Regions from separate parts of the Homo sapiens genome. Here region 2 is linked to region 1. A link is an interaction called in ENCODE POLR2A ChIA-PET data of the cell type or tissue named here. Cell type or tissue: PC-3. All regions are shown on one strand. Links, peaks and the distances in the headings refer to the core of each region. The heading gives the core; the rest is flanking DNA. Region 1 overlaps ATP9A (ATPase phospholipid transporting 9A (putative)). Region 2 overlaps ATP9A (ATPase phospholipid transporting 9A (putative)).

Evidence for each region. Peaks named below come from ENCODE experiments on the same cell type or tissue, not always from the same donor. Only the 100,000 strongest peaks of a DNase experiment are listed, where the experiment ranks them.
Region 2: POLR2A ChIA-PET joins it to region 1 with 17 read pairs; 3 of 35 experiments call an interaction of 5 or more read pairs at or near these places.

What each region holds. Positions count from the first base shown.
Region 1 is chr20:51,656,473-51,672,017 of GRCh38, reverse strand. It overlaps ATP9A (ATPase phospholipid transporting 9A (putative)), which reads left to right. Exons shown (of 28, transcript NM_006045.3): 12 at 761-903; 13 at 1,909-2,021; 14 at 14,868-15,080. Among named protein-coding and RNA genes, the nearest start is that of ATP9A, 100 kb to the left of the region's middle. In PC-3, for the core only: no CTCF peak of the experiment used is centred there; DNase peaks (open chromatin) are centred at 5,697 and 6,047; H3K27ac peaks cover 2,995 bases.
Region 2 is chr20:51,594,982-51,610,526 of GRCh38, reverse strand. It overlaps ATP9A (ATPase phospholipid transporting 9A (putative)), which reads left to right. Exons shown (of 28, transcript NM_006045.3): 24 at 362-426; 25 at 1,901-2,009; 26 at 2,943-3,000; 27 at 5,507-5,710; 28 at 9,180-14,013. The coding sequence ends at 9,316. Among named protein-coding and RNA genes, the nearest start is that of NFATC2, 60 kb to the right of the region's middle. RefSeq lists a silencer at 526-679 and an enhancer at 1,140-2,339. In PC-3, for the core only: no CTCF peak of the experiment used is centred there; no DNase peak of the experiment used is centred there.

The DNA of each region.
Region 1 (15,545 bases), core at 3,828-8,827:
GACCAGCCTGGGCAACATGGTGAAACCCCATCTCTACTAAAAATACAAAAAATTAGCCCGGCGTGGTGGCACACACCTGTAATCCCATCTACTCTGGAGGCTGAGGTGTGAGAATCGTTTGAACCCGGGAGGCAAAGGTTGTGGTGAGCTGAAATAGCACCACTGCACTCCAGCCTGAACAACAGAGTGAGACTTCGTCTCAAAAAAAAAAAAGTAGTCAAATTCATAGAAATGTAAGTAGAGTGCTGGTTGCCAGGGGCTGCCAGGGCTAGGGTTGGTGGGGGATGGGGCGTTATTGTTGAATGGGTGTGGAATTTCAGTTTGGGAAGATGAAAGAATTACGGAGGTGGATGATGCTGATGGCTGATAACATTGTAAATGTGCTCAGTACTATAGAATGGTCAATTTCCTGTTATGTATATTTTACCACAATTAAAAAAATGAATATAGCATCAAAAATATATTAGCTTAAGGGATCAGTAATTTTTCTAAAAGGTGAGATGGAAACCACTACCCTTTCTGTATTTTAAGTGACTTCAGTCCATAACATGAGCTTTGTGACAATAATGGATTTGTTCCGTGTGTGACTTGACGGTGGTGCTGGCTCTTGCTGAGTCTGTGCGTTCAGCTCTGGCAGTGTGCTTCTGCAGGGAGTGAGTCCGGATGCGATGGCACATGTGTTTAGAGTCCATGTTTTTATAAAGATACAAGGAGCCTTACATCTGTCCTGTTAGCCTGTTTGCTCTGGTTTTGTGCCTAGTTTGCGTGTGAACCTGGACATGGGCAAGATCGTGTACAGCTGGGTGATTCGAAGGGACTCGAAAATCCCCGGGACCGTGGTTCGCTCCAGCACGATTCCTGAGCAGCTGGGCAGGATTTCGTACTTACTCACAGACAAGACAGGTGAGCTGCTTTCTGGGACCTGCGCAGGATTCCTGGTGAGAGAAGATGCCTGAGGGCTTTGGCTGAAATTCTTGGGCTCTCTCTGGACATATGAGAGATGCGTGTTGCTGCTATTTTATTCCCTTCATCTTTTGATGAAGATTCTTTGGTGATGAAGATGATGATAACAGAATTATGTGCAGAATACAATTCTGGGGAGTTTCAGTGCGGTCACTCCTTCAGTCCTCACCTGAACCTTGTGAGTTAGGTAGTGTTTCTGTCCCGCTTCCACAGATGAGGAAATGTGGCCCAGAGAGGGTAAGTGACTTGTCACGGGCGCATAGTAGCCGAAGCAAGCTTTAACTCAGGCAGTCAGGCCTGATCTCTGACCACACCCTGATACTGCTACACAACTTAATGCTTGTCCAGGCATTAGGCTATCAGAGTGGTGAAGAGCAAGGATTGGGAGGGGGAAGATCTGGTTTCAGCCTCATCTCTACTGCTTAATGTCCATGGGGTAGAAGGGAAGCTAATGCAAAGATCCTGGGCGGCTCACCAAATCAGAGAAAAATGAGGTTTCTGGAAGGAGAGCCACCAGGAAAGTTCTGGTTAAGTCAGCATTAGGACCCTCCAGGTGGTCTCTGTAGGGCTCTGCCATTAGGGATGTATCTTTCTACTCAAGGGTCAGAATCCTTCGAGATAGAATCTGATTGCTCTAGTGTATGTCATTTGTCACCCTCTTGGCCAACGGAATGGGCCAGGCCCCTGATTGACAGTCCTCTTGGGCCACCTTAGGTAATGGGCATGGTGTGGTTAATTTCCCCTGGGAAAGCTAGGAAGCCATTTTCAAAAGGGGAATGGGATTCTAGGCAGGCAAAATGCTGCAGGTGTCTTCCCCAGCAGGGACAGTACTGACTGCAGTGTGTGACATAGGGCAAACTCTCCAAAGATGGCAGCTGTCATTACTGTTAATAATAACAAACATCCTGAGAGACAGGCCGGCCACTCATTTGTCTTGTGTTTTAGGCACTCTTACCCAGAACGAGATGATTTTCAAACGGCTCCATCTCGGAACAGTAGCCTACGGCCTCGACTCAATGGACGAAGTACAAAGCCACATTTTCAGCATTTACACCCAGGTAAAGCCTTCCATTTCAACACCCAAAACAATTCTTTGACTTTTTTTTTTTAACAGCTATATTGAGATGTAATTCACAATACCGTACAATTCACCCATTTCAAGAGTACAATTCATTGTTTTTTTTTAAGCATATTCAGAGTTGAGCAACTGTCACTGCAATCGATTTTATGTTTACCCCAAAAAGAAGCCCTCTACCCATCAGCAGTCACTCCCCAATACCTCCCTTCTATACCCATGACACCCACACTTCCTTTACACTTTGAATAAAATTGCATTTGGGGTCCTTCCCCATCTTCCCTATCTTCAGGGCTAATCTGCTCTGCTGAAGTGCTGATGGACATTAGGAAAAACCTGTGAGAAAATTATATGCCCAATAAATAGAACCAGAAGGAACCTGCTGGTTGATTATACTTCAAGTTTACGACCACGTTGATGTTTTCCCTTTCCCTGGCTATGACCCGGAGCACCAATAACAAATGGTCTGCTTGTGAAATAATCATGACGTTACTGATTACCTTTAGTTTCTCATCTACATTCAACTCAACAATCACGAGGAAGAAATTAGTTCATCAGAGATAACTTGCAGTTTATCTGTTCCTACCTTTATTTTTCCTACCAAGTTTCCCAAAACCAGTCACTTTTCAGAGAAAGTATTACTGGCAAATATCCTAATATTCCTAAAGTGTTAGACCGGTGGGTCCCCATCTTGGCTGTGTGTCAGAATTGCTGGTGGAGTTTCAAAACAACACAGAACAAAAACGAGACATTTATTTGGGCTTGATACCCTGGAGATTCTTACTCATTAAGACTTAGGGCAGGGCGTGGCTTTGGGTTTTAAAAGTAAGACAAACACACCCCTTGCTAATTCTGAGGCACATCCAAGGCTGAGCCAGACCGCGTTAGACCAGCTCCATGTTGCAGCACTTGTTTGGAGATAACAAGAGAATAAGGAGGTCATATTTTGCTTAAATTCGTCGAAATAGAGAACATTCCCATAGTCAGAAGACCAGTAAGAAATATGAATGAATTATCTCTGTATACAGGTTAAAGGCAGAATCCCTGAATACTTCTTGATACGGTCATAACTGACATTTAATTTTCTGGAACATTTGTCAGTGGGCTGGATTTCCAGGCTGTCTCCTGAAAATGGCAGAGCAGGGGACAGTGTGACAGTGGGAGTGGATGTTAAGTTAGAACAGCTGACTTGACACAGTTCTTGTCATCATCTACAACCAGCAACAAAGCCCTTGTTGCTGTTCCAGGCTCCATGGGGAGGCGTCATGGCTGGTCTCCAAATGGATCCATGGACCTTTTTCAAAGATGTACTTTAGCACTATTAAGAAATCACGAGGAACTTCCCTGGACAGGGAGGATGAGCCGCACAGCCCCCGTTTCCTTTCTGTCTCTTTGACCGTCTTCCTCTGTGTGGTGATTTGGGGTTGGTGTCTCTGGGGCTCGGTGCTGGACTCTGTTATGTTGTTCCCCGGATGGCCCCTCACCCTGCTTCCATCGCTCTGTGGATGCTGATGGCTCTGTCTCCATCTCCATCTCTAGGCCTGACCTGGAGCTTTGGATTATAACGTAGCCGAATGTTTGGCATTGCTGCATGTGGCTCATAAGGATGCTGTACCTGGGACCCCTCCTGACTTTCTTCCCTCATCTCCTAAACCTATTCTCTCCCAGGGCTGCTTGTCTTAGTGCACACCACGCCCTCCATCCTGGTACCCTCGTCACCCCAGCTGACAGCCACTGCCCCTTCTCCAGTACCTGCTCCCACCCGATCACTAGATCACCCCTTCGGCCTTTTTTTTTTTTTTCCTTCTCCCTTTCTTCCCTTCCTTTCCTTACCCTCCCTCCCCTCCCCCAGCCCCTCGCCCACTCCCAGCCCTTCCGCCCCCCCCCCCCCCCACCTCCCTTCCTTCTTTTGTAACAGGGTCTCACTCTGTCACCCAGGCTGGAGTGCAGTGGTGCAATCACAGCTCACTGCAGCCTCAAACTTCTGGGCTCAAGCAATCCTCCCATCTCAGCCTCCCAAGTAGCTCGGACTACAAGTGTGCACTGGGTATGCACCACCACACCTGGCTAATTTGGTTTATTTTTTATAGAGACGAGGTCTCACTGTGTTGCCCAGGCTGGACTTGAACTCCTGGGCTCAAGTGATCGCCTCACCTCCCAAAGGCTTCCCAAAGTGTTGGGATTACAGGCATGATGCACTGCGCCCAGCCACCTTTGGCCTTTTGTCTTCATCCCTTCTCACTCACTCAGCAAGGTGACCCCCTTCCTCGCCTGTCTGCCGTGACCCCCTGCACAGTAGCTGCCCGGCTTTCCTTCTTGCTGTCCTCTCAGGAGCCTCTCGGTACCATCAGCTCTGTGGTGGAGTCTGAGACTTGCAGTGGGATCTAGCCTTGGTCTTCATCCCCTCCCCTTTCCCATGTTTCAGCCTTCCAGGCAGGGTGAGCTGCCTTATTTCTGTGTCTCAAATTAGACCCTTCCCTCGGAGCCACCAACCCCAAATGCCCACCAGGCTCCTTCTTGGGGGGCTCATTGATTGGATTGTCATGCATATCAGCACCCAGCTACATGTCTGTATCACTCGCAGCCCCTTCTCAGTCGTGTTGACTCTTGATGGTTATATTAGACAGCTTCACAGGTGGTGGTGTGTACATCCGGTGGGAGTTACACCCATGCCATGTTGCTGGTATTTTTAAGAGCTCCTGGTGTTTACGGAAGCCGTCCCCTCTCAGGATATTTGTGTATTTTAGCTTTTATGGTTCATTTTTGGCTTAGCACAGATAACACTCTTTGTAAAGTGTTGAAATTCAGAAAACCACACTTCTTACCGTGAACCTCACCTCATACTCCTTCCTTAGGGGAAGCTCATAAATCAGTTTGCCCATCCCGGCCTTGAGTCTGACACAGCTGTGTGTTGTGGGGTTAGGGTTAGCTGTGCGAGGCTGGGGTGAACTCACAATTCCAGTACAGATCTACCCAAGTGAGAGTGTGTGCATCTTTCTCTCGTGATGTCTAAACATCCTGGCATAAGCACAGGACCACGTGTGTGATGGGACATATGGAAGCTTTTGCATGCTTTTTTAAAACCAGTTTTATCGAGGGATGATTTACATACCTGAAAGTTCAGCCATGTTGAATACACAGTGTGGTGACTTTAGTAAATTTGCAGCTGTGGAACCATCCCAAATATGCACATCACCCCTGCTCCCACTGCAGTCACGCCTCCCACCTTAGAGCTTCGTAAGGGGTTCTTATACCAGTGGTTCTTTCTTCTTTTTCTTTCTTTCTTTTTTTTTTTTTTTTAAGACACAGTCTCACTCTGTTGCCCAGGCTGAGGTACAGGGGTGCGATCTCGGCTCACTGCAACCTCCACCTCCCGGGTTCAAGCAATTCTCTGCCTCAGCCTTCCTAGTAGCTGGGATTACAGGCACCTGCCACCACGCCCGGCTAATTTTTATATTTTTAGTAGAGACGGGGTTTCACCATGTTGGCCTGGCTGGTCTCAAACTCCTGACCTCAGGTGATCTGTCCGCCTTGGCTTCCCAAAGTGCTGGGATTACAGACGTGAGTCACCATGCCTGGCCCAGTGTTTCGTAAAGTACAGCCTTTGGAACCCCTGGGCTAGATCACTTGGGCCAGAGTCAGGAGCACAAGGAGTGGTGCCCAGACCTGCAGTTTTAACAGGTGAACCAGGTGTTTCCAGAGTACAGTAGCATTGGAGAACAGCTGCTGTGAAACTGAGGTTCATCCCTGTTCAGAGCATGGGTATCTAAACCTGTGGACTCCAAGGAAGAGTTTGCAAGATGACCCACTGGGGTACAGGAAGCGACTCTTTACATTTCAGTTCCATCTCCAAAATTAATGCAAAATTAAAATCTTACTAATACTATTGAGGTTGACCCAGGGGCCCTCACTCCATGTATCAGACAGGTACTTGTCAGGTCCGGTCCTTGAGGTGTCCTGCGGAAGGGGCTGGAATTCCACAGTTGTTTATTTTCCCAGTGTTGAAATGTAGGCCGCAGTTTATGAGTGTCCAGGTGACTTGTTCTAAGGATGTGGTTGAACTAAACTGGACTCATAAAGAGAGCAGGTGGTTTTAAAAGATTCCTGCAGGAAAGCTTCAGATTATTAATACAAGGCCAAGTAAACAGTAAGAAAATGGCCAACACATTAGGAGAGAAAACTATAACCAGCTAAGGACTTGTGATGGTTTTTCCCCTGGGTTATTCATTTACTGGTACTTTTTTTTTTTTTTTTTGAGACGAAGTCTCACTCTGTCGCCCCATCCTGGAGTGTAGTGGTGCTATCTTGGCTTACCACAAACTCTGCCTCCCGGGTTCAAGAGATTCTCCTGCCTCAGCCTCCCGAGTAGCTGGGATCACAGGCATGTGCCAACACACCTGGCTAATTTTTTTTTTGTATTTTTGGTAGAGACGGGGTTTCACCATGTTGGCCAGGCTGGCCTCGAACTCCTGATTTCAGATGATCTGCCTGCCTCGGCCTCCCAAAGTGCTGGGATTACAGGCTTGAACCACCACGCCTGGCAATTTACTAGTACTTTTAATGGAAAAAGGGGATACAATTTAAAAACCATAAAATTTGCTCTTTTAAGCATATGATTCTGTAGTTTTTAATATGTTCACAATACTGTGCAAACATTGGTACTGTCTAATTTTAGAACATTTTTATCAACCCTAAAAAGAAAGCCCACATCCCTTGAGTTCCCAAACCCCCCTGCTCTATCCCCCCAGCTGTCAGTCTACTTTCTGTCTCTGGATTTGCCTATTCTGAACATTGCCTATAAATAGAATCAAACAATATGTGACCTTTTGTGTCTGGCCGGTCTTCCGTTTAGCAGAGTATTTGCAAGGTTCTTCCGGTTGTAGCAGGTGTATGTACTTTATTCCTCTTTGTAGCTGAATAACAGGTATGATGATTTAAAATTTAAGTTTAGGCTGGGTGTGGTGGCTCACGCCTGTAATCCCAGCACTTTGGGAGGCCGAGGCGGGCAGATCACGAGATCAGGAGTTTGAGACCAGCCTGACCAACATGGTGAAACCCCGTCTCTACTAAAAATACAAAAAAAAAAAAAAAAATTAGCCGGGGGTGGTGGCGGGCACCTGTAATCCCAGCTACTCAGGAGGCTGAGGCAGAAGAATAGCTTGAACCCGGCAGGTGGAGGTTGAAGTGAGCTGAGATCGCGTCACTGCACTCCAACCTGGGTGACAGAGGGAGACTCCTCTCAAAAGGAAAAAAAAAAGAAATTTAAGTTTAAATCTATAATTCTCAGTGTTCCTTACCCCAAGTATATGTTATTTTGAGATATTAGCTAATTGTGTGAGAAATGCTATTTTTCATTTTGTTTTCTTATTTATTTTTATTTTTATTTTTTTGAGACAGAGTCTTATACTCTCTTACCCAGACTACGGTGCAGTGGTGCCATCACAGCTCACTGTAGCCTTGACCCCTCAGGCTCAGGTGATCTTCCCACCCCAGCCTCCCAAGTAGCTGGGACCACAGGCATGCGTCACCATACCTGGCTAATTTTTGTATTTTTTGTAGAGAGAGGGGGTGTTACCATTTGCCCAGGCTGGTCTCGAACTCCTGGGCTCCAGCAATTAGCCCACCTCAGCCTCTCAAAGTGCTGGGATTACAGGCATGAGCCACTGCAGCCAGCCCTGTTTTTCATTTTTATCATAGGATTTTAGAATTTTTTTTCTTGTTTTGTAATGTTCAGTAGTACAATACAATATTTATACAAAGATCAATATATATAGATGGAAGGTACTTGGAAAACTTTTCCTGCTGGGCGTGGTAGCTCATGCCTGTAATCCCAGCTACTCTGGAGGCTGAGGCAGGAGACTTGCTTGAACCCAGGAGGTAGAGGTTGCAGTGAGCTGAGATCATGCCACTGCACCCAGCCTGGATGACAGAGCAAGACAGTCTCAAACCATAATTGGGATTATTCCACATACTTTGGTCTGTGAACTGTCATTTTTCATTTACTGAGTTGTTTTTTTTATGAGCGTGTGAGTTTGTGATTTATTTTTCTACACACAACATATATACACAGGATGCACTCAGTTCATCAGTACTGACTGCCAGAGAGCGTTCTTCTTACTTTCTGCATCCACAGAAAACAGATACAAAGTTCAGTTTATGTTCTCTTGTTTTTTTTTTTTTTTTTCTGAGACGGAGTCTCGCTCTGTTTCCCAGGCTGGAGTGCAGTGGCGCGATCTCCGCTCACTGCAAGCTCCACCTCCCGGGTTCACGCCATTCTCTTGCCTCAGCCTCCCAAGTAGCTGGGATTACAGGCGCCTACCACCATGCCCAGCTAATTTTTTGTATTTTTGGTAGAGATGGGGTTTCACCATGTTAGCCAGGATGGTCTTGATCTCCTGACCTCGTGATCCGCCCGCCTCAGCCTCCCAAAGTGCTGGGATTACAGGTGTGAGCCACCGAGTTTACATTCTCTTGAGGAAGAATTTTTTTTGTCAGTGTGGTTTTCTCTGGGACATGGAGCCTACTTCATTTTTTACTCATTGAAAAAACTTTCTGGTATTTATGAAAGTTTTTTTTGCAGAAAAAATAAATCATACGGCCAAGCACAAAGACAAAACATTGAATTCACCTGTATTCATATCATTCGGCAGTAACCAGTATTAACACCTGGGTGGACAAAACGCCAAATGCTCTGCCTTTGTGTGTCTGGATAGATGCGTTCTTTATTTCTCTCTGTCTCTGTTTTCTTTTCAATGAGAACCCATCATATTCCTTTCTTTTTTAACTAGAGTTGACCACCAGAATTGCCTGTAAAGTTTTAAAAATATAAATATAAATATATGCCTGGGCTGTACGGCATTCTTTGGGTCTGGATCTTAAGTATGTATATTTTAAAAATGTTTTTTTTTGAGATGGAGTTTTCGATCTTGTTGCCCAGGCTGGAGTGCAGTGGTGTGATCTTGGCTCACTGCAACCTCTGCCTCGTGGGTTCAAGCGATTCTTCTGCCTCAGCTTCCTGAGTAGCTGGGATTACAGGTGCCTGCCACCATGCCAGCTAATTTTTGTATTTTTAGTAGAGACGGGGTTTCACCATGTTGGCCAGGCTGATCTCGAACTCCTGACCTCAGGTGATCCGCCCGCCTCAGCCTCCCAAAGTGCTGGGATTACAGGTGTGAGCCACTGTGCCCGGCGTGTATATTTTAAAAAATCTTTATTGGTTATTCTGAGAAGCCTTCCTGGTTAAGAACCACTGCCAGAATAACACTATTTAACTTCCTTCTTTTCACTCATGTCAAGGTTTTTAATGGTTTCATAACACAGTCCAGACTAGAGTAAGACAAGTGAGGAACTCACATAGCAAATTTAACCGGGTGCCAAAAAAAAAATAAATAAAGCAAATCATACTTTGGTGAAAAAAAATTTTTTTTTTTTTTTTGAGACAGAGTCTTGCTCTGTTAACCAGGCTGGAGTGCAGTGGCGTGATCTCAGCTCACTGCAACCTCTGCCTCCCAGGTTCAAGCAATTCTCCTGCCTCAGCCTGCCGAGTAGCTGGGATTACAGGCACCTGCCACCACGCCCAGCTAATTTTTGTATCTTTAGTAGAGACTGGGTTTCACTCTGTTGGCCAGGCTGGTCTCGAGCTCCCGACCTCAGGCGATCCACTCGTCTTCCCCCAAAGTGCTGGGATTACAGGCGTGAGCCACCACACCTGGCGCAGTGCAATATTTTAAAAACTCAAGCGCAAAACATTCGTGAAGAACAGTATATTGAAATTTTAAATGAAGGCAAGATCCAACCTTGTGCTAGCACAGTTCAGTTGCGCTAACTCACCCTGGTCCTAAGCCCTGGATTTATAGTTTCAGTGGCTGTCAGGCTTCTCATTATTGGGGCTGGATTATTCTTTGTCATGGGAGGCTGTCCTGTGCCTTGTAGGAGGTTAAGCAGCATGCTACAGATTTCTATAGTACCCCTGTCCCCTCACAGTTGTGACAACCAATTATGTCTCCAGACATGACCAAATGAGGGTCAAAATCATCCAAGTTGAGAATGATGATGATATATGGGTACATTTAAATTTATTGACTTTGTGTTGCAGATGATGTCTGCTCTAAAACAGTAAACATTGGATTTACTTAGTCACTTAATCAGCCTGTGGCTCAGCTGATTCATTTGGAGGTAGTAGCTCTGAGCCTGTCTCTTTGATGGTGGCCCTTTGAGGTGAGTGAGTCATCAGCTCTGAGCTTTTTTGATGTGGCAGGTTAGTTAGGGTTATCATAACAGAAATTCTTTATCTTTAATAGTGTATTTCTGGCTGGGTGCAGTGGCTCACACCTATAATCCCAGCACTTTGGGAGGCCGAGGCGGGAGGTTGACTTGAGCCTGGGAGTTAGAAAACAGCCTGGGCAATAAGAGGGAGACCTTGTCTCTACCAAAAAAAAAAAAAAAAAAAAAAAGCTGGGCATGGTGGTGCACGCCTGTGGTCCCGGTATTCAGAAGGCTGAGGTGGGAGGATTACTTGAGCCCAGAAGGTTGAGGCTGCAGTGAGCTGTGATCATGCCTCTTCACTCCAGCCTGGGCAACAGAGTGAGACCCTGTCTCAAAAAAAAAAAAAAGTGTATTTCAGTCAATTGCAACCCATTCCTAATATCCATTAATAGTATGAATGCCCATATGTGGTGAAGTTTTAACTGCATTTGGAAAGAAAACTGGCATTCCTGGTGACTCAACGTTTAATTTTTGTATTAATCTTTTCTGTAATAACAGGCTGGAGTTCTTGTCAGGAAATGGCCCTAGCTGTGGATTACTAATGGGAAAGGGAAGCCTATTTTCCCTGCCTTGGTGTCTCATTTATTGGCTGGGATGCTATAAATGACTCAGGGGCTTTATAGGATTCGAGACACCCGCCCAGGGGCCCAAGTCAGGGCCCTTTGTATTTGGAGATCTTAATTCCTCTCCCAATAGTGACCTGTGCTTGGTTCTGAAGTCACTTCTGACCTCGTGTGGAGCTGTTCTGCCCTCCCTCCCTCCATAAGGGGACCAGTGGTTTTTCCCCAGGGCAAAAAGAGTCATAACCTGCCTCTGTGGATGCCACATCTGTTTTTGTTTTCCCCTGGTATTTTTTAAGTAAGAAGAAATGTGTGTAGGTTAAAGGGCCTATGGGGAGGAGGTTAGAGATAAACACTGTACAATGTGAAACTCTTCCATATGGGGAATGTGAGGATGTTTGAAGGCCAGGCCTAAGACAGGCATCATCCAAACACAGCCCCTGGTCAGTTTCAGTGCCTTAAGGATGTATGCGCATGACCATTTGGTGTGCAAATGAGACTTTATTTAACAATTAAAAGAAGCAGTTTCAGCACCAATGAGTATTTCCTCTCCTTCCTGGAACATTTTAGTAGGAAAGGTGGGAAAGTATTAATTTAAGAGAGAAAGATATGTGGGTGGAGGCATTGAACCTGTGGCCTGTGATGTTGGTCAGGCTATCATAGTAGTCTTCTAATTCATTCGTTGTCAGATGGTCTCCTGAGTGAGGCCTTTGTCAACATCTGACCGTCTGTGGTTCTCTTTTTGCCTTGCTTGGGAATTGTTTCACCTGGAATACAAAATCCCATGGCTCTGTGTTATCCCATGTTTGAAATATTAGTGGAAGCATTTGACTTTTGTAGATATGAAAGCAGATTGCTTTACAAAATCCAGAAGTTCATGAAGGATGCCCTCAGTACAGCTTTTCATTTAAATCCGTGGATACTGAAACTTGCCAACCACAGTAATTACTTTGTCAAAGGTCTTGTTATTGCGCCTAATGTTAAATAACGATTTGGTCCAGGTGCTGAGGAATGCGGACAGAAATGAAGACACGTGTTCGTGGCTAGAACCTAAATTATAGAATTTTTTAAAAAAAGGGTTCTCGATTTAGTCTCTCCAATAGAGAACCTTTCTGTAAATCTTTTCTTTATAATTTTAGAGTTAAATTCTTTATAATTAAAAGCACTCGGCAAATAATGATTCATTTAAACCGGAGTTCTGATTCATTACTCTAATTATTGTTACCATGCAGTGCCCTTTGGCCTGGAAGTGAAACTCGTGTGCTCCTGACACCAGAGGTTAACAGAGCAGGAAGGCAGAGCGCTGTGTCCCCGCAGTGACCAGAATAATTTAGTAATTGTCTAATTACCTGAGGAGTCTAATGCTAATACTAAAAATAGTATTAAAAAATTAAGTGAAAGTCATTTTCTTGTTTCTTGTAACCCATCTGTTCTCTATTTTGGGCAATCGGGTGTCATGGGTGTAAAGTGCGACTCATTTTAAAGGATCAGATCACTTCTCTCCTGTTGGATAAATATGTTTTTAATAGAATGTAGAATCTGGTAACTCCATACACATTTCTAGCCTCCACAATTCAGTTGGCTGTGGATTCAGTAAGACTGTTGTAGGTGACCCCTTGTCTAAATCTGTGATTTAAAATCTGAAACTGATGTCGATTTCATAGTTGTTACTTCTTGAAAATGAAAAAAAATGCATGTCAATTGAGGACTCCCTACCACCACCTTGGGACTATTAAGTTATTAATTTAATTGTTCAGCAAATATCTGTTACATACCAGACACTGCCCTGGATACTAGGAATACAGTGATGAGTAACTCACTCAGGTGAGCCTTCTGTTTCTATGGTCTAATGAGAGGGAACCGTCAGGTAAATAGGCCAATTTAGACAATGAAGAGAGTAACACACAGGGTGTTGCCAAAATGTGACTTGCAACGGGAAGGCAAGTGGAGTGCCATGAACTGGGGGGCCCAGGAAGAGCCTCTTTGAGGAGGTAAAGTTGAATTGAGGCCTGAATGATGAGACTGAGCAAGCCAGCCCTGCAGTGAGCTGGGGGATGGGGTTCCAGGCAGAGGGCACAGCAAGTGCAGAGGCCCTCAGGCAGGAAGAAGCTTGGCAGTGCCCAAAGAACAGAAAGGCCAGCATGGCTGGAGCAGAGGGAACGGGAGGAAGATGGCATGAGGGACAGCTGGAGATGCAGGCAGGTGTTGATCAGATGCGAGGGCATTTGGCTTGTGTTCAACAATGAGCCTTCCCCCCCCCCCCCCCGCCAGTGGTCTTAATTTTCATTATATTCTAAAGCAGTAGAACCCTTTCTTCAAAGGAAGCCTAGGTGGGGGTCGGGCACGGTGGCTCACACCTGTAATCCCGGCACTTTGGGAGGCCGAGGCAGGCGGATCGCTTGAGGTCAGGAGTTCGAGACCAGCCTGGCCAACATGGTGAAACCCCATCTCTACTAAAAATACAAGAATTAGCAGGGCTTGGTGGCGGGCGCCTGTAATGCCAGCTACTCGGGAGGCTGAGGCAGGAGAATCACTTGAACCCAGGAGGCGGAGATTGCAGTGAGCTGAGATCATGCCACTGCACTCCAGCCTGGGTGACAGAGTGAGACTCATGTCTCAAAAAAAAAAAAAAAAAAAAGGAAGCATAGGTGGCACCCGATGTGTGACAGAGGAACGGAGCTGCAGGCTGCATCTCCCATCCTGCTGCAGTTGGTGGTGCTGAGCGGGTTTCTCAGGATTCCTGGGGCTCAGTGTGGAGCATGGATTGAAAACCACCTCTAGTTCACTCCTCTCCTGCCTCAGCCTCCCGAGTAGCTGGGATTACAGTGCCACCACACCCAGCTAATTTTTGTATTTTTGTAGAGACAGGGTTTTACCATGTTCGGCAGGCTGGTCTTGAACTCCTGACCTCAAGTGATCCACCCGCCTTGGCCTCCCAAAGTGCTGGTATTACAGGCGTGAGCCACCGTGCCCGGCCACTCCTCTCGTTGACAGGAAACAGCCTCAGAGGACAGACACCACTTGCTGCAGGTGTCCTAGCTGCTTGCCACCCATCCAAGAATAAGGCTTAGCTTTGGTTACCCTTCAGTGCTCTTTTTACCATGTTGCTCAAAACCATTTTTCCAAGACTTAACCCATTCCTGGCCTTTCAGGGGCTGAGCTGTGTTGCCAGTTGGAAAGGAAGGGATGGAGAAGGCCAGTTGTATGCCATGGAGCTGCCTCTCAGGCAAGAGCTGGGGTCTAAAGTCAGCCTGCAAGGCAAAACTTGAGCACAGTTACCATTACACCCGAAAGTCTAGCTTCAGTGGGGAGCCAGGTGCCGTTTTGCAGTGAGTCCCATCCGGCCAAGGTTTCCTCTGGCTGTTCCTGACGCCTTGCTGGACTGCCCTGGATTGCTTGTTGCTGATGGTTGTTACTTGCATACGGTACCAGATGAGGTTGTTGCCTTCTGTTGTAAACCAAGAAGATTGTGAGCTTAAACAGTGGTTCTAAGCCGAGGGTGATTTTGGCCTCTATTGGACATTTGGTGACATATCTTGTCACAACTAGGGGAGTGCTGCTGGCGTCCAGCGCATCTGGTGGCTGGAGGACAGGGATGCTGCTGAACACCCTATATAATGTCCCCCAACATAGGAGTACCCAAGTGGGGAAGCCCTGCTCTGAACTACCGGGATCCCTTTCAGTGCAGTGGGGTCCTCATTCTGTCAAAAGCCCCCGACACCACCCCAGGGAGGATAGATTCACTCAATCTGCAGGTAGAATCGTTCTCGTTCATTAAATTGTATTTTTTTTCCTCTGTCTCTTTTTCTTTTTTTTTTGCCGAGCATAAATGACAAACCCTGAAAATTGCATGTCATTTATTTGCAGCATCATTGTAGATATATCTAAGGGTTCTGTGTGTTGGAACAGTAGAAAAAAGAAACAATAGCTGCACGGCTGTTCTTCCACTCTCCAAATCATTCCTGCCTCTGGTCATCTTCCTTGTTCATTTCTCCTTCCTGTAGCAATCCCAGGACCCACCGGCTCAGAAGGGCCCAACGCTCACCACTAAGGTCCGGCGGACCATGAGCAGCCGCGTGCACGAAGCCGTGAAGGCCATCGCGCTCTGCCACAACGTGACTCCCGTGTATGAGTCCAACGGTGTGACTGATCAGGCTGAGGCCGAGAAGCAGTACGAAGACTCCTGCCGCGTATACCAGGCATCCAGCCCCGATGAGGTAAACCTGGGCAGGTGCAGCAAGGCATGGGGAGGCCCTGCTTGTTTTCTCTGTGCTGGAATTAGGCGTTTTCTAAGGAAGCAATGTGTCAGGGCAGACAGGAGCCAGGATGATGCAGGGCTGCTGGGAAACACATTTTCAAATACAAGAAAGAAACGCCTTTCCTCTAAAAAGAATAGCCTTGGACTTGAGGTATAGTCTGAATTAGGAAAGTTAGAGATTTTGTTTTGTAACTCAAAAGGCCAGCATAACAGGGCACAAGGTCCCATTTAAACCACATACTTTAAAAAAGATGTAAATAATTAAGATCTTAATTAAGATAAACTCCACATTCCATACAGTCTACCTATTTAAAGTATGACTTTTTTATTTTATTTTTTTCCCCGAGATACAGTCTCACTCTTTTGCCCAGGCTGGAGTGCAGTGGCGTGATCTCGGCTCACTACAACCACCCACTCTGGGGTT
Region 2 (15,545 bases), core at 6,543-11,542, 64 kb after region 1:
TCCTGGGTCCTGGAACTTAATAAATATTCACAACAGGCTGAGTAGACCCTGGAGCTGTGATACATCACCCTACCCGGGAATGATTCCTAGATTTGCTGCTTAGGAACTGTGTGGGCTTGGGCAAGCCACGTACCCTCTCTATGCCTCACTTTCTGCTTTGCATAATGAGGATGATGAGAATCGTACCTACTTCATAGGGTTGTTGTTGATGTTGTGAGAATGAAATGAGCAAATCCATGTAAAGTACCTTACAGCAGTGCCGGCGCGGGTGTTATGTAAGTATCAGGTGTTATTTTTATTCTGTAAATGTAAGGGATTTTGTCATGACTTTTGGTGACATCCTCCTCTCTCCTTGGCACAGGCTGTCTTTTCCTCCGTGTTTTACTTTGCCTCCGTCCCTCTCTATCAAGGATTCCTCATCATTGGGTAAGGAAATCCTGCCAAGGAATTAATTGTTTACAAAACCTTCTTCAAATGCTGCAACAGAGAGAAGAAACGTGGTGGAAAAATTCTTGGGTTCCCAAGCCACATTGGATTCCCAGCCCCAGCGAATGCAGGCCCAGCACCATGGTTTAGAACCTCCTTCAATTAACAAGGTTTTGAGCTGTTAAGCCCTTAACCAGATGGAGGAAGTGGAGTTGGAGATGTGTGTGGTGTGTTGCACTTTGCCATTTGTACCTGGTCTTGAAAAAATACTCCAGAGTTATCAGTTGATTGAGGAGAGCAAGGTGGAAGGTTTGCAGACTTGGTGATTTCACTGGGGTCTTAATAAAAAGGGGTGGGGGATCTGAAAAATGCCCTCCTGGCCTGAACTGAGCCCAGTAGAAGTCCCATCCTTGGAGCTCCAGGGAGGGCCAGAGTCCACTGCCTCGGGGATGTGCAAGTAACAGAGCTTGGCTGCTGTGCCACAGTGACAGAGATGGTGTCACTTGGGCCTTTGCAGCCTGCAAACCCACCCCCATTACTGACCTGGAACTTCAGGATGATCCTTCTGACCTTTTCAGAGAATGTGCTCAGTCTCTGAATCACCCAGGTAGGTGGAGTTTGGTTACCGAGTGCCCTAGATACAGACACATGCAGCTGAGGCCACTTCTGGTTATGAGGAGACGGCGGGTGCGGGAAGGTCAGCTGCGCTCTGGAGAGTCTCACAGAGTCCGCTTTCCATCCTACTGTGTTGGCTGATGAGTTCAGCCTGAGAGGAGGCACTAGAATTCTGCCTGCTTCTAACTGGAAAAGCGGGCTGTCTTTCGTCGGGTTCTGGAAGAGTACAAGAACATTACAGAATATAGTCAGGGGTTCCCTGAGCTGTGCGCCGTGCGACCTTCCGTGGTCTGGTCCCATCTTTCCCGTGGGTCCTCATTTCCTCTTCCGTCGCCCTCAGCCCCAGCCCCACTGGCCTTATGGCTGTTCTTCAGACATGACAGCCACTCCCGCCTCAGTGCCTTTGCACTGGTGGTTCCTTCTCCCTGGAATGCTCTTCCTCCTGGGATTGGCTTGGCTGGCCCTCACCTTTTGTGGGTGTTCACTCAAATGTTCTGTTCCTCAGCCTCTAAAATTGTACCATCACCCCCTACACACACACACACACACACACACACACACACGTCTTATTTCCTCTACCCCATTATATTTTTCTCTTTAGCACTTCTCTAACACACATAGAGTTTACCTAATTTATTTGTTTATTGACTCGCTGACCGGGATGAAAGCTCTTCAGGGCAGACATTTTTGTCCATTTTTGCTCATGGGTTTCTGGTGCTTACAGCCAGCCCCGGAGCATAATAGACAAGCAGTAAATATTTGTTAGAGGCATGGTTGGGACTTGGGTGCCGGAGGCTGGCACAGCACATAGCTCCTATCGCGTCAGCCAGGTCTTACCTATGGCGGTTTTCTCTCCCAGGTACTCCACAATTTACACCATGTTTCCTGTGTTTTCTCTGGTCCTGGACAAAGATGTCAAATCGGAAGTTGCCATGCTGTATCCTGAGCTCTACAAGGATCTTCTCAAGGTTCTGTTAGCTTTTCAGTCCCTCCTTCCTCCTTTCCTCCTTTGCTTTTCCCTTCCTTCCCTCCCTCCCTGCTTTTTTTCTTTGAATTTATTTCACACAGACCCTCCAATTCTGATTTGAACACACTTGAACTGGTAGCTTTTTTACTTTTGGGGGGAAGGTGTGGGAGTTTACATTTTTTCTTAAAGCAGTAATATATTCACTGGTATAAAGAACGTGAAAAAGTACAGTAATAGATAAACTGAAAACAAGCCAACTCACGACTTGCAAAAAGCCCCTGACAGTTCCGCTTTGCAGTTGCAACTTAACGTTTGCTCCCAGAGATGTTCTTGTGTACAGTTCCAAAAAGTGTGTGTGGTGGCGTGTGCCTAGGCAGGTGTATAATTTTATTTGTCTTCAGGGTTTTTTACCCAAGGGAAGGTTTATTCCCATGTAATGTTAATTTTAATGTTAATTCTTTTTTTTTTTTTTTTTGAGACTAATTCTCACTTTGTCACCCACGCTGGAGTGTAGTGGCTCGATCTCGGCTCACTACAACATCCACCTCCTGGGTTCAAGCGATTCTCCTGCTTCAGCCTCCCGAGTAGCTGGGATTACAGGCGTGCACCACCATGCCTGGCTAATTTTTGTATTTTTAGTAAAGAGGAGGTTTCACCATGTTGGCCAGGCTGGTCTCAAACTCCTGACCTCAAGTGATCCACTTGCCTCAGCCTTCCAAAGTGCTGGGATTACAGGTGTGAGCCACCATGCCTGGCCAATTCTTTTTTTAAAGAAATAATTCCTCCAATGTGTTCAGATGTGTGCGAGCCACTTTATTGATGAAGACAGATGGGTTGCCTTATCTCGTTAGCGGGAGAATAACGTGAAAGCTGATGGCATGCTGCGTGAGCCCCCCGCGAAACCGGCTCTAACCTTTCTCTGTCTCTCATTCAGGGACGGCCGTTGTCCTACAAGACATTCTTAATATGGGTTTTGATTAGCATCTATCAAGGTAAGGATGAGTGGAGACACCTGTTTGTCTTGTGCTCTGGTACTGACTCAGGGTGTCCCCTTCTTGCCTGTAGAACAAGAAGAGAAGAAACGAATCTGAAATAGCAGGAAGGAGGGTGGCAGTGGGACCCAGGGGAGACCCTGCTCACCCTGTATAAGGACTTGAACATCAGACATGCACAGTGCTGCTGTGTGAGAAATGAGGTAGTGAAGCCAGAGGAAGGCAGTGGACAGTAATCAAAGCCTGTGGGGCTGCTCCACTCATGAGGCAAAAAGCAGATGCTTTCTGGGATGTTCTGAAACCTTTTCTGAGAGTCAGGTCAAGTCGTAGTTTTGGAAAAACATGTTTACCTCAGTGGCCTCCAGAGGGGGGTCTTCCCAGACTGTGGAGGCGTTGTAAGATGACCTGTTGGAATATAAGAAGAAAATAGCAAAACTTCTGTTTGTATTTATTTTTCCTAACTCTTTTAAATTTACATATATATATTTATTTATTTATATATTTTTGAGACACAGGGCAAAGCCACCATGCCCAGAATCCTTTTTTAGTATTTCTATTTTTATGTATGTTTTGTAGTGCACATAATAGATTTTATATACTTATAAAATATATTTTATATAATATGTAGAAACAGAGTGAGACCCTGGGTGGCGGAGGGTCTCACTCTGTTGCCCAGGCTGGAGTTCAGTGGAGCAATCACGGCTCGCCGTAGCCTCGACCTCCCCAGGCTCAGGTGATCCCCCTACCTCAGCCTTCTGAGTCTGGGACCACAGGTGTACACCACCACCAAATCAGTTTCCAAATCAGTTCATTTCTTCCCAATGGACTGTGAGCCACGAGTCCCTGCAGGTCCAGCAAGATGACCTCATGCTGTGCTGTGGATCCTGTCGGGTGCTGACACAGGCTTTAATTCCTGTCTAGAAACCTGTTTCTAGTTCAGCATCTTAGACTACAGGTGTACACCACCACACCCGGCTAATTTTTGTATTTTTTGTAGAGATGAGGTCTCACCATGTTGTGCAGGCTGATCTCAAACTCCTGGACTCAAGCAATTCTCTTGCCTCAGCCTCACAAAGTGTTGGGATTACAGGCATGAGCCACTGTGCCCGGAATCCTCACTCTTTTTTAGTATTTCCATTTTTATGTATGTTTTGTAGTACATATAATATACATGTGAAATGATCCTAATATTTCTATATATCTGGACAGGTACACATATATAACTTACAAATAAACATGTGTATTTGGGGATTATTATTATTACTATTCTGAGATGGAGTTTTGCTCTTTTGTCCAGGCTGGAGTGCAGTGGCGCCATTTTGGCTCACTGCAACCTCCGCCTTATGGTTTCAAGCGATTCTCCGGCCTCAGCCTCCCGAATAACTGGGATTACAGGCGCCCACCTAATTTTAGTATTTTTAGTAGAGGCGGGGGTTTCACCATGTTGGCCAGGCTGGTCTCGAACTCCTGACCTTGTGATCCGCCCACCTTGGCCTCCCAAAGTGTTGGGATTACAGGCGTAAGCCACCGCGACTGGCTGGGGTTTATTATTTTTTTAAAAAATAAATTTACTGTTCATGTCTCCTATTGGGGTTTATTCTTTTTTTTTTTTTTGTAACAGAGTCTTGCTGTATCACCCAGGCTGGAGTGCAGTGGCACGATCTCGGCTTACTGCAACTTCCACCTCCCAGGTTTAAGAAATTCTCGTGCCTCAGCCTCCCGAGTAGCTGGGACTACAGGCATGCGCTTCCACGTCCAGCTAATTTTTGTATTTCTAGTAGAGACAGGGTTTCGCCATGGTGGCTAGTCTGGTCTTGAACTCCTGGCCTCCAGTGATCCGCCCGCCTCAGCCTCCCAAAGTGCTGATTACAGGTGTGAGTCACGACATCATTTTATTTTTTATTTTTTTGAGACAGGGGCTCACTCTGTCACCCAGGCTGGAGTGCAGTGGTACAATCTCAGCTCACTGTAACCTCCATCTCCCAGGCTCAAGTGATCCTCCCACCTCAGCCTCCTGAGTAGCTGGGACTACAGGTGCATGCCACCATGCCTGGCTAATTTTTGTATTTTTTGTAGAGACGGGCTTTCACCTTGTTGCCCAAGCTGGTCTCAGACTCCTGAGCTCAAGCAATCCACCCACCTTGGCCTCCCAAATTGTGGGTTTTCAGGCCTGAGCCCCCGCGCCTGGCCGCGACTCCATCATTTTAAATATTATATTTAACTTTCTATTTCTTTCATCAACTCTAGATACTCCCCTCCCTGCCTTACTTCCTTTTTTCTCCCTTTTTCTCACTTTGTAGTTAAAGATTATTTATCCTACAAGGTCAAAGAGGAAAATCAGAAAACCATAGGTTCAGACCTGCATAAAGCACCAGTCATTAACCTCATGTAACAAGTGATGCCTTTCATGTCTAAATGAAAACTGCGGAAAGGAGCCAGGTGTAGGCGAGCAGCGCACGGCTTTCGCAGGGAGGGTGAGGGGAATACCCTTCTCTGGTGTTTGCAGGGAGCACCATCATGTACGGGGCGCTGCTGCTGTTTGAGTCGGAGTTCGTGCACATCGTGGCCATCTCCTTCACCTCGCTGATCCTCACCGAGCTGCTCATGGTGGCGCTGACCATCCAGACCTGGCACTGGCTCATGACAGTGGCGGAGCTGCTCAGCCTGGCCTGCTACATCGCCTCCCTGGTGTTCTTACACGAGTTCATCGGTAAGACCCCTGAATGCTTAAACCCCGTCCGTCACCCCCAGTGAATCTGGCCCAGAGGTCTCACTGCCGTATGAAGGAAGGGGGGTTCCCAGCGCTCGGCCTGGGCTCTTCCTCCAGCAGTCCTTCCCGCTCAGCTGTCCACGTTTTCTTAACAGGTGTTCTCTAGGGACAGGTGGTAGTTGTGCCTCAGGGTGTGAAATTGAGGACAGAGGGCGTGATTGCAGTAGACAGTGTTTTTGTTTTTCTTTTTGAGTCGGAGTCTTGCTCTGTCACCTTTTTTGGGCCACAAAATCTTTTTGTTCCCATGAAATCTTAATCTGAAGTCCAATCTATGAAACTGATAAAAGGGGACTTGTGATAGCAAAGTGGCAGTGCTGGGAGGTGCCGAGCCCCAGAACCTTGCCCGTGCAGCCCTGCCTTGCTGCTGTGTCCTGATAGAGCTCCTGAGGGACTCCAGGGATCTCAGAATACAATCTGCTGCTCCTCACAGCAAACCAAGTGCTGAAGGTACTCGCCAGTTCCGTAGACGTGGGAGCACCTGCCGTGTGCCAGGATTATGGTGGCAGATGAGGTGGACGGGCTCGCCAGGGAGCTGCCCTTCTCGTTGGGAACACACGATAAACACACATTAAGTGAGTGTGAGCACAGGAATATCAGATGTGATCAAAGTTACCAAGAAAGAAAAATGGGGTGAGGTGCTAGACGCCCAGGCACACCCCAAATAAAAAATGTTATGGAGGCCGGGCACAATGGCTCACACCTGTAATCCCAGCATTTTGGGAGGCAGAGGCGGGTGGATCACGAGGTCAGGAGTTTGAGACCGGTCTGGTCAACATGGTGAAACCCCATCTCTACTAAAAATACAAAAATCAGCAGGGCGTGGTGGCACACACCTGTAGTCCCAGCTACTTGGGTGGCTGAGGCAGAAGAATCGCCTGAACCCGGGAGGCGAAGGTTGCAGTGAGCTGAGATCACGCCACTGCACTCTAGCCTGGGCGACAGAGTAAGACTCCATTTCTAAATAAATAAATAAATAAATAAATAATAAAAAATGTTATGGGAATGTAGAGATGGGGGAGTGTCAGCACCATCCTAATGTGGGGTGGTGGCAGATTTCTCTGACCTCAGTAGTGATTCCAGGTACTCTTGGGCTTGTCCAGCGTCAGCCACTGTCTCTAGATGGACAAGCCTGGTTTCATCACTCTTCCATGCTGACCTCACTTGCTTTGCCATATCAGTTAATTTCTTCCCAATTGATTGAGCCACAAGTCCCTGCAGGGCCACCAAGATGACCCCATGCTATGCTACGGACCCCATCGGGTGCTGACACGGGCTTTAATTCCTGTCTAGAAACCTGTTTCTAGTTCAACTAGAACTTGCAACACGGGCACGGTTCAGATGATCCAGCATTTTCTGTGTTGTGCTGTGGATAGATTCTGAACTCTAATCTTGGTTTCCCCCGCACGGGGCAAACTCAAGCCGCTATGGCTTTGGAACCTCAGGGCCAGGGGTCATCCTGAAAGTCTAGCTGGTTTAGCAGACAGTCCTCTTTACACCTCTTTCCTCCTCAGTAGGAGCATTTAATTTTCTGTCTGTGTTATTCAAACAAAAAACCCTCAAGAGTGATACTGTTTCTCCTTTATCAGCTGGGGGAGCAGGGCCCGGAGGCTGCTTCTCTGCTAAGAAGCTCATGTGTGTTCAGGATTGCAGGATAGACTCTCTCTGGGGGAAACTTTCAGTTAATGACAACCCCCTCACGCCCCATCCTCCGTGGGAAACCTGCAGGGCCCAGGCTCTCTAGCAATGGCCCATCCCTTGCTCCTTTACCTCAGGCCTTCTCAGTGGGGGTGGTGTGGACCCCACCGCCTGGGGAACAAACAGTGGTCTTTGGTGGGGTGTGAACAAACCCTAACCTTTTACGTATAAAGGAGATGTATATATAATATTATAAACAGATACACAGTATACCTGTGACATTAACATGTCATGGAGGTGGTCAATTAGGAGAAGAAGAAAAGTCTAAAAATGTTCCTTAAGGGGCAATAACAACAAAAAGGCAGAGAAACTCGACCTTACCCTGGAAGCATCTTTGATCGCGGCTCTTTTGCCAGCTTCCAAAGCTCCTTAGGAAGGTTTTAGTAAAGGTAAAAGAAACATCCCCTGAAAAGTAAAGGTTTCACAGTTGCAGCCCCAGTTTCTAGAAAGGATTTGTGAGCATTTACTGTGCGCTCCAGGAACTAAAGGAGCATCCCTGTGAACAGTGGAGTTTTAAAGCAGTTTCACCCTTGTCACTAGTCTCTAGAAAGCGTTTTGTGAGACCTAGTATGTGCTCAAAGGCTTGGGCCTGAGGTGGTCACAGAGATGTGGCCCCTGCTCAGGAAGCTCAGCTTGTTTGTGATAGGGACACACCACAGGACCGGGTCAGAGGTGTAGGAAAACCACAGGGTGAGTTGAGCCTTGGGCCTGGCACTTAGTAGGTGCTGCCTCAGTGGCAGCTGCATTTCAGCATCCTGTGCTCAGAAAGTGGAGAAGGGGCTTATTCTGGCTTCTGCTATATTGAAAGCCACAAACTGTCACTCCTCTCTTAAGAAAACCTCATAACCGGGTTTATAATCCTGCAGCAGGAAAGGCAGTACGCCCGCCCCCCCCACCTTCCATCAGAGTCCCTGAGGGTCAGCTTAAGCCTTTCTCTGACAAGGGGGTCTGAACACTTTGCACCATGACCCAGACTCATCCTGTGGCTTTCTGCGACCATCACTGGAAGCAGAGGGTGCATTTGAATGTCATTTTCTGCTCGCCAGTGGCCGGGACTTAGAAAGACTCTCCAACTGTTAGACAACACCAAATCAAAAGCATCTCTGAGTTTTCTTCCCCTGTAATTTTCTTTCCTTCTTTTTTTCTCTTTTTTTTGAGACAGTGTCTTATTCTGTTGCCCAGGGTGGAGTGCGGTGGTGCAATGTTGGCTCACTGCAGTCTCAAGCTCCCCGGGCTCAGATGATCCTCCCACCTCAGCCTCCTGAACAGCTGGGACTATAGGCATGTACCACCATGCCTGGCTAGTTTTTGTATTTTTTGTAGAGACAGGGTTTTGCTGTGTTGCCCAAGCTGGTCTCAAACTCCTGGGTTCAATTCTTCTGCCCGCCTTGGCCTCCCAGAGTGCTGGGATTAAGGCATGAGCCACTGCATCTGGTGGCCCCCATAGTTTTCTTCTCCTGGGTGTTAAAAGTAGCATTTCACTGTCAGGAAGCTACAGAAGAGAGAGCGAGGAAAATCAAGCTGCGGCGCTGTGTGCTCTTAGCCATGGTACCTTCCCTTACAGTCCATGGAGAAAGAGGGCCAATGCCAGGAGGCTGTGGGTTTGTGACGGGAGATGACTTTCCCTTTGATAGTTGTGACGCCTGTTTCTGGACCCCATGCACCTTCCGGAATATTCCTGCCTGCTCACTGCCGTCTTCCCCTTTCCTTGCAGATGTGTACTTCATCGCCACCTTGTCATTCTTGTGGAAAGTCTCCGTCATCACTCTGGTCAGCTGCCTCCCCCTCTATGTCCTCAAGTACCTGCGAAGACGGTTCTCTCCCCCCAGCTACTCAAAGCTCACATCATAGGCCGTGCGTTCGCTGGAGGGGGCCCTGGTCTTGGCGCTTCCCTGATGGACAGAGCTCAAGTTCCATTTATATTAACCGCCACCTGTGGATTTTGCAGTAATTGCTAACACATGCAGTTTTAATGGGAAGTGGCTCTGCGCCTAAACGGAGTCCTAACGCTGCATCAACGGGAGGGAGGGTCCTGAAAGAGACCCATCTGGGCCTGTCTGAACCCCTCGTTCTTCATGTTTAGGTGAATATGAATATGTTAAAGCTGGTGGCTCAGCTGGGAGATTTATATGGGTCACTGTGCGAGCTTCCTTATGACTTGAATTTTGTTGTCACATGATAAAAGTTTCTGTGTAGCTGAAGGTTGTAGAAGGCTTGTGTGTGTGTGTGTGTGTGTGTGTGTGTGTGTGTGTGTTTTTAAAGAGTCCTAATGTGTATGTACTCTTTATGTCTTTCTTGCTCTTACAAAGAGGTGTCAGAAAAATAGAAAGCTCTTGGTGTCGGTTTGGGAGGAAAAGACAGTGACATTTGGTAAAAAGTTATCCACACAATAATCTCCATTCGGAAATGCTCAGTATCGTCTCCAGCCAGCCCTGCTTATCCAGGTTACACTGGATTCCTGGGATCGTAACCAGTAAATGAGAGGAGAGGGAGAGAGAGTGTCCTAAGTCCAATCTGTTATCCTTGATCTGATTCAGCATCCATAGTGTGTGAGTTAACTTCACCTGCCACCTCGTAAAAGAATTTCAGAGGTGTGATCCCGCTTTATTGGGACCTGGTAACAATCACAAAGCCAGTGGCTGTTTGAGAAGGACCTCAGACATTTTCAGCAGAGTTGTTTTAGCAGGAAACGTGCCACTGAATGGCCCCTAAATGTGTCGACAGTGTGATAAGAGACTCAACTAATTCTTTAGGCAACATGGCAGATGTGACTCAGATCCTCCAAGACCAAAGCGGAAAGGTCAGGGGGCTGGGACTCTTCTCTTCCATAGAAGCCTGTTTCCTGTTAGGAGGCATAATGGAAGATGACCCCACAAAGGCAGAGGCATCTTTCGGAACAACACTGGTGGCAGCTTTCAGAACAAGGAACCCCTGGTGGGAGGACGCCCAAGCTACAGCGTTGGGATCTGGGATCTGTTCCACTGCCGGCAGATTTCAAGGGGAACTTGCTGAAAGGCAGCCAGTGGTGAAGATTTCTCCCCTCCCAGGATGGACTACATGCCGGCATGTTTCTTATAAAGCTGTGGCTGCTTGTTTCAGAGGAAGGGAGTTTGCAGTCGCGGGACGTGGTAGAGCAAGGCATTCTTGGGTTTTCAAGTTGCTTCTTGCAGAAGCCACATATGCATGCCATAAGGGTTAAGTTGGTGGATCTTTAAGAGCCAAGTGTGGTTGAGATCTTGGATTTGCGTTTACTTCTTGATGAATACATATCCTTCAAACCCTCTGCCTGGCGCTACTTCTGTGTGCTTCAGAGATGTACATCACAGCCTGGTTTCTGATGCCTACTAACTCCTGCTCTTGGAGAGCTGGAGACACGAGGATCAGATAGTCCCTTGCCTTTGGAGCACTCTTGATAAGCTTTTGTATTTTGTGTTGTCCTTTTAAAATGTTCTAGAATGACTTTACGTTGCAGGTACTGGTTAATTGGCTGTTGACACCACATCTATTTTGTCTTATGATTCTGCAGTTTTGCAGTACTTTTCTCTATCTGATTCAGCCATTTCTGCCAGAGGGAAAAGGTCGGCAGAAAAGATGTATTGAGTGAATAGTTAAGGATAGGATCTTTGTCCAAAAATTTCAGAAAGATTGAGCAAATCTGACGTATTCATTGAGTGAGTTTCTGTGTTTTCAAAGGTGGAGGAGAAATTTGTGCTGGAAGTTTTTAAGCCTCCGTTTTCTTGGAAATCAGTCTGTAACACTGGCAAGTCTTAAGATAGTCCCATTTAGACTTTGCAGATGCTGAACCTGGCTCTGTAACGCTGGGAAGTCTTAAGATAGTCCTGTTTAGACTTTGCAAACCCTGTACCTGGCTTTGCTCGGAGATTCGGGATGCTGGCTCCTGCAGGCAGGGCGTGTGGGAGCCTCGTCAGAAAGTTTTAGAGGTTTCCAGCAGAAGCAGAATGAAGATGGTCTCCCTGGCCTTTTCCTTAATTCTCAATTTTGATTGAGGTGCACAAGTTGACTTTTAAAGCCAACGCTTAAGATACTGATTGACATCTTCAAGGGAGAATGCTCCCAGGAGGGGCTGAAGAAGCCATAGTTGGAAGTGGAAGGTACTCGTCAGTGTTCTCCACAAACCTTTTTACTCTGTTGTCTCAGCCGCACTGGGGCGGAGGCGGTCAAGGGTGAGAAGTACCGACACTCAAGTGCAAACTGCCACGTCGTTGGCCCATCCCATCAGTGGGCAGCTGGCTGACGCCATTCACTGGACGGTCCCTGAACACCTAGGAATGCACACACCGTGCTTCTCAGACACTGGAGACGCAAAGGCAGGAGGATGCAGTCCGGTGAGAGGACACGATCTTTACCTGCACAATCAGACTGTAAGCCCAGCAGAGAACCCCAGGGGCGCCTGGGTACTTCTCGGAGGTCATCTTAGTTGTGGTGGGGAAGACAAAGAAATAAGCAAACAAGAAACTAGAGTTACTATACAAGAAACTCTCCTGAGTTTGTAAACCTTAAGCATAAGGATTCAGTTGACCTTTTTCTTGGTTCATCAATCTGGAAAGAACTTACATAAAGCGCCATTGACACTGTCACCTGGGAGCTCCATGGGCCGTAAGTCTTTGACAGCCAATTTAATTTGAGGTCAGAGGGCCTTGAGGTACACAGTCAGCACTGTTTGAACACTTTTCCTGAAAGCAAAACTCACAGCTCCCTGCGCCCTCTGACAACACTAGCTATTTCTGCCAGAGTAAGAACTTCTATTACTATTTTATTATTGTTCATATGTCTTTTGATGATGGTTGTGTGACAGGGGGAAGCAGGATCTATTTGGTTTCTTCCCCTCCCCCCACCCCTTCCTTTTTGTCTCTCTTTTTTTTTCTCTAAGAAAATCACCAGACTAGTTTTTCCATCTTGAGTAATTTCTTATGTGGGACAGTTTTGATCCTCATTTTGAAAGCATGCGTGTGCACATGTGTGTTGCCTGTGGTGCCAGGTGAGACAGGTGGCACTAACTCCAGCTGCTTGGAAGGCATCCCAAGGGCGCATCTTAAAGTTGGAGCAGACCTCCCTTTTCCAGCCCCTGGGGCCATTAGACCACGTGCTGGAACTAGCATTGTAAAATTCCCATCCCAGTTCCACTCCCCTGAAGTGAAACCCTTTTTTTTTTGTGACAGTAAATCTTAAAAATCATTGTCTCTTTATGAACATTTCCTCAGTTTCTTCTCTGCTGAAAATGTAAGCCATGCTACTTTTTAATGTATTTTGAATTTTGTGCTCATTGGAAATTGATATGCTAATGCCTCCCCCACCCCCCGCCAGACTTTTCTTTTTATACTTTGTCTTGTTTTTACTGGGGTAGGCTGGGCATGCGTGCGTGCCTTTAGGGCAGCATTTTAAACCTTTGCCAAAATTGCAAATGGGACATGTACATTCTTCTGCTCCATCCTACTTAAACACCTATCAGCTATTTTTATCTTTAACCTTTTCTGTATGTTTGAAGTGTGTGGGGGGTGTGTGTGTGTGTGAAAGAGCGAGAGAATGATGTCATCTAAAGTTTTTTGAAGAATTATTTGGTTTTCATTGCATTAAAATTCTATCACTCCCAGCTTTGTTTTCATTTAAAAAAATATACAAAGAGCTTTGTAAATACAACACATTTTATTTCTCCCCCTTCTTTTAATGTACAGCTTTTTTGCCACTTATATATACTTAAAATATTCCCATGAATTATGTCCAGTTCTTCTTGGAAAAAAATTTGGTTTTGAATGAACCTGCAAAGCATCCTGCAGCGTGAGCAGCTCCTCCACCTGGAGCTCCGAAGCATCTTCTCAGGCCAAAGCGGCATTACCCGTGAATCTGTCTTCTCCGCCACAGCATGGTTTGAGGCGCAGTCTGTTAATATAGCTGGGCCATGTCAGTGACTGTTGTGTTTGTGGGGTCAGGTGGGGGGCATGGTATTTGCAAAAAAAACAAATTATGGCTAATTTATTATTTTGTTGCAGTGGGGTTAACTGTAAACTCATGTAAGAGTCTGTGATTTCCTCATTGGTTGATCTCTCTCTCTGTAATCCTCATTGCAAATTTTCACCAGGACAGCGTTTTTTGATTAGAGGGGAGCTCTGGCACAGTATGCTTTAATTTAGCAGGAACTTCCAGATGATTTAAATTCTCGATGCTGTGATGACACACATATGATCTTTCGTGTTTCTGAGCGACTCTACTTTCATTGTTTGCCAGCGTGGCTCGTTGCTGTTGCCCAATAAAGCTTGTGTACGTTCTGCCTTGGGGGATTATTTTAATTTGTACAGAAACATGAATTCTGGTATCAAAATGAGGACTTTTTATTATAACGCTCCTATTTTTTCTTTATTTCATGGTACATGAAATGTAAAGAAAACTCTTTCCAGTTCAGAAAATTATTTTGATTTTGGCAAAAAAAACCCCAAATCAATGCATGTTATTTATTATTTTGTACTATTGTCCATCCCAGACGTGTCAGAATTTCAAAAGGTGATAGATATAAATGGAAAATAAGATGAAAACCATAAGCTTCATATTGTATTTCTATACACGGTCCTCGATGACTGGAATCTTTTTTTTTTTTTTTTATCGAGGGATGGAACATATAGGAACAGTCAGTTAAGTTTTAGGCAGAAAAAATTTTTAAGGCCCGGCGCAGTGGCTCATGTCTGTAATCCCAGCTTTGGGAGACCAAGGCAGGAGGATTGCTTGAGCCCAGAGTTTGAGACCAGCCTGGGTAACGTGGTGAAACTCATGTACAAAAAATACAAGAAAACGAGCTGGGTGTACTGGCTCAAGCCTGTGGTCCCAGCGACTTGGGAAGCTGAGGCGGAACAATCACCTGAGCCTCGGAGGTCGAGGCTGCAGTGAGTCGTGATTGTGCCACTGCACTCCTGCCTGGGCAACAGAGCAAGACTCCGTCTCAAAACAAAACAAAACAAAAAAAGCTTTTGTGTAGGAAGTAGTTGAAATCAATTGGGTGATTTTTGTCCCTTGGGGGACACGTGGCGGTATGAAGACCTTTTCAGTTGTTACAACTCGGGGAAGAGGAGTGCTACAAGCAAGAGATGCTGCCGAACACCCTGTGATTCACAGGGTGGCCCCCACAACAGAGCCCAAAGTGTCAAAAGTGCCAACATTGAGAAACCCTAATTATTTTTTTTCGAGGTGGAGTCTTGCCCTGTTATCTAGGCTGCAATGCAGTGGTGCAATCTTGGCTCACTGCAACCTCCGCCTCCCAGGTTCAGGCGATTCTCCTGCCTCAGCCTTCTGAGTAGCTGGGCCTGCCACCACGCCCGGTTAAGTTTTGTATCTTTAGTAGAGACGGGGTTTCACCATGTTGGCCAGGCTGGTCTCGAACTCCAGGCCTCAGGTGATCTGCCTGCCTCAGCCTCCCAAAGTGCTGGGATTACAGGCATGAGCCCATACGCCCAGCCAGAGAAACCCTAATTTAATTGGCACGTGTCAGCTGTACCATTTGTCTGTCTGTATTTGTAAAAGGGCCCGGAGGTATAAGCTCGTGTGTCTCAGGAAGCAAGTTATGCCTCCGCCTACTATACCAAATACTATACCAAATGGTGTAATTAGTGGCTGTCTGCAGTGTGAGCTGCTGGTTCCCTCTTTTTGGTTCTCAATGGAAAGGGCCATCCTCAGTATATAGATTAGAAAGATAATTGTAACTTAGTTGTGTTATCTCATGACAGCAGCAAAAGGAAGGTATGTGGTTTCAAAGGTAGGGACCGACCATGCTTTCCCTTAAACGTGTGCTATCCCTGCACGACCTTAAGCCTCTGCATTTGCCTGCAGTGAACTTCCGTCCATGTGCGGACACTCCTCCGCCGGAGCCGCTAGGGGGAACTTGAGGACTGAAAGACATTGCTGTTTCCTGTTTTCCACAACCAGCCGGACCCCACGTGCCCAACTGCCCTGAGTTTCAAGACTGTGCTTTCATAGCTTCAGAATTTATTTCATGGCCAGAGGCTCCGTGAAAAACAGACATTTCTTTTCATGTTGTTGACCAGAATATTTTGCTGGACTTAGTTAAAAAAAAAAA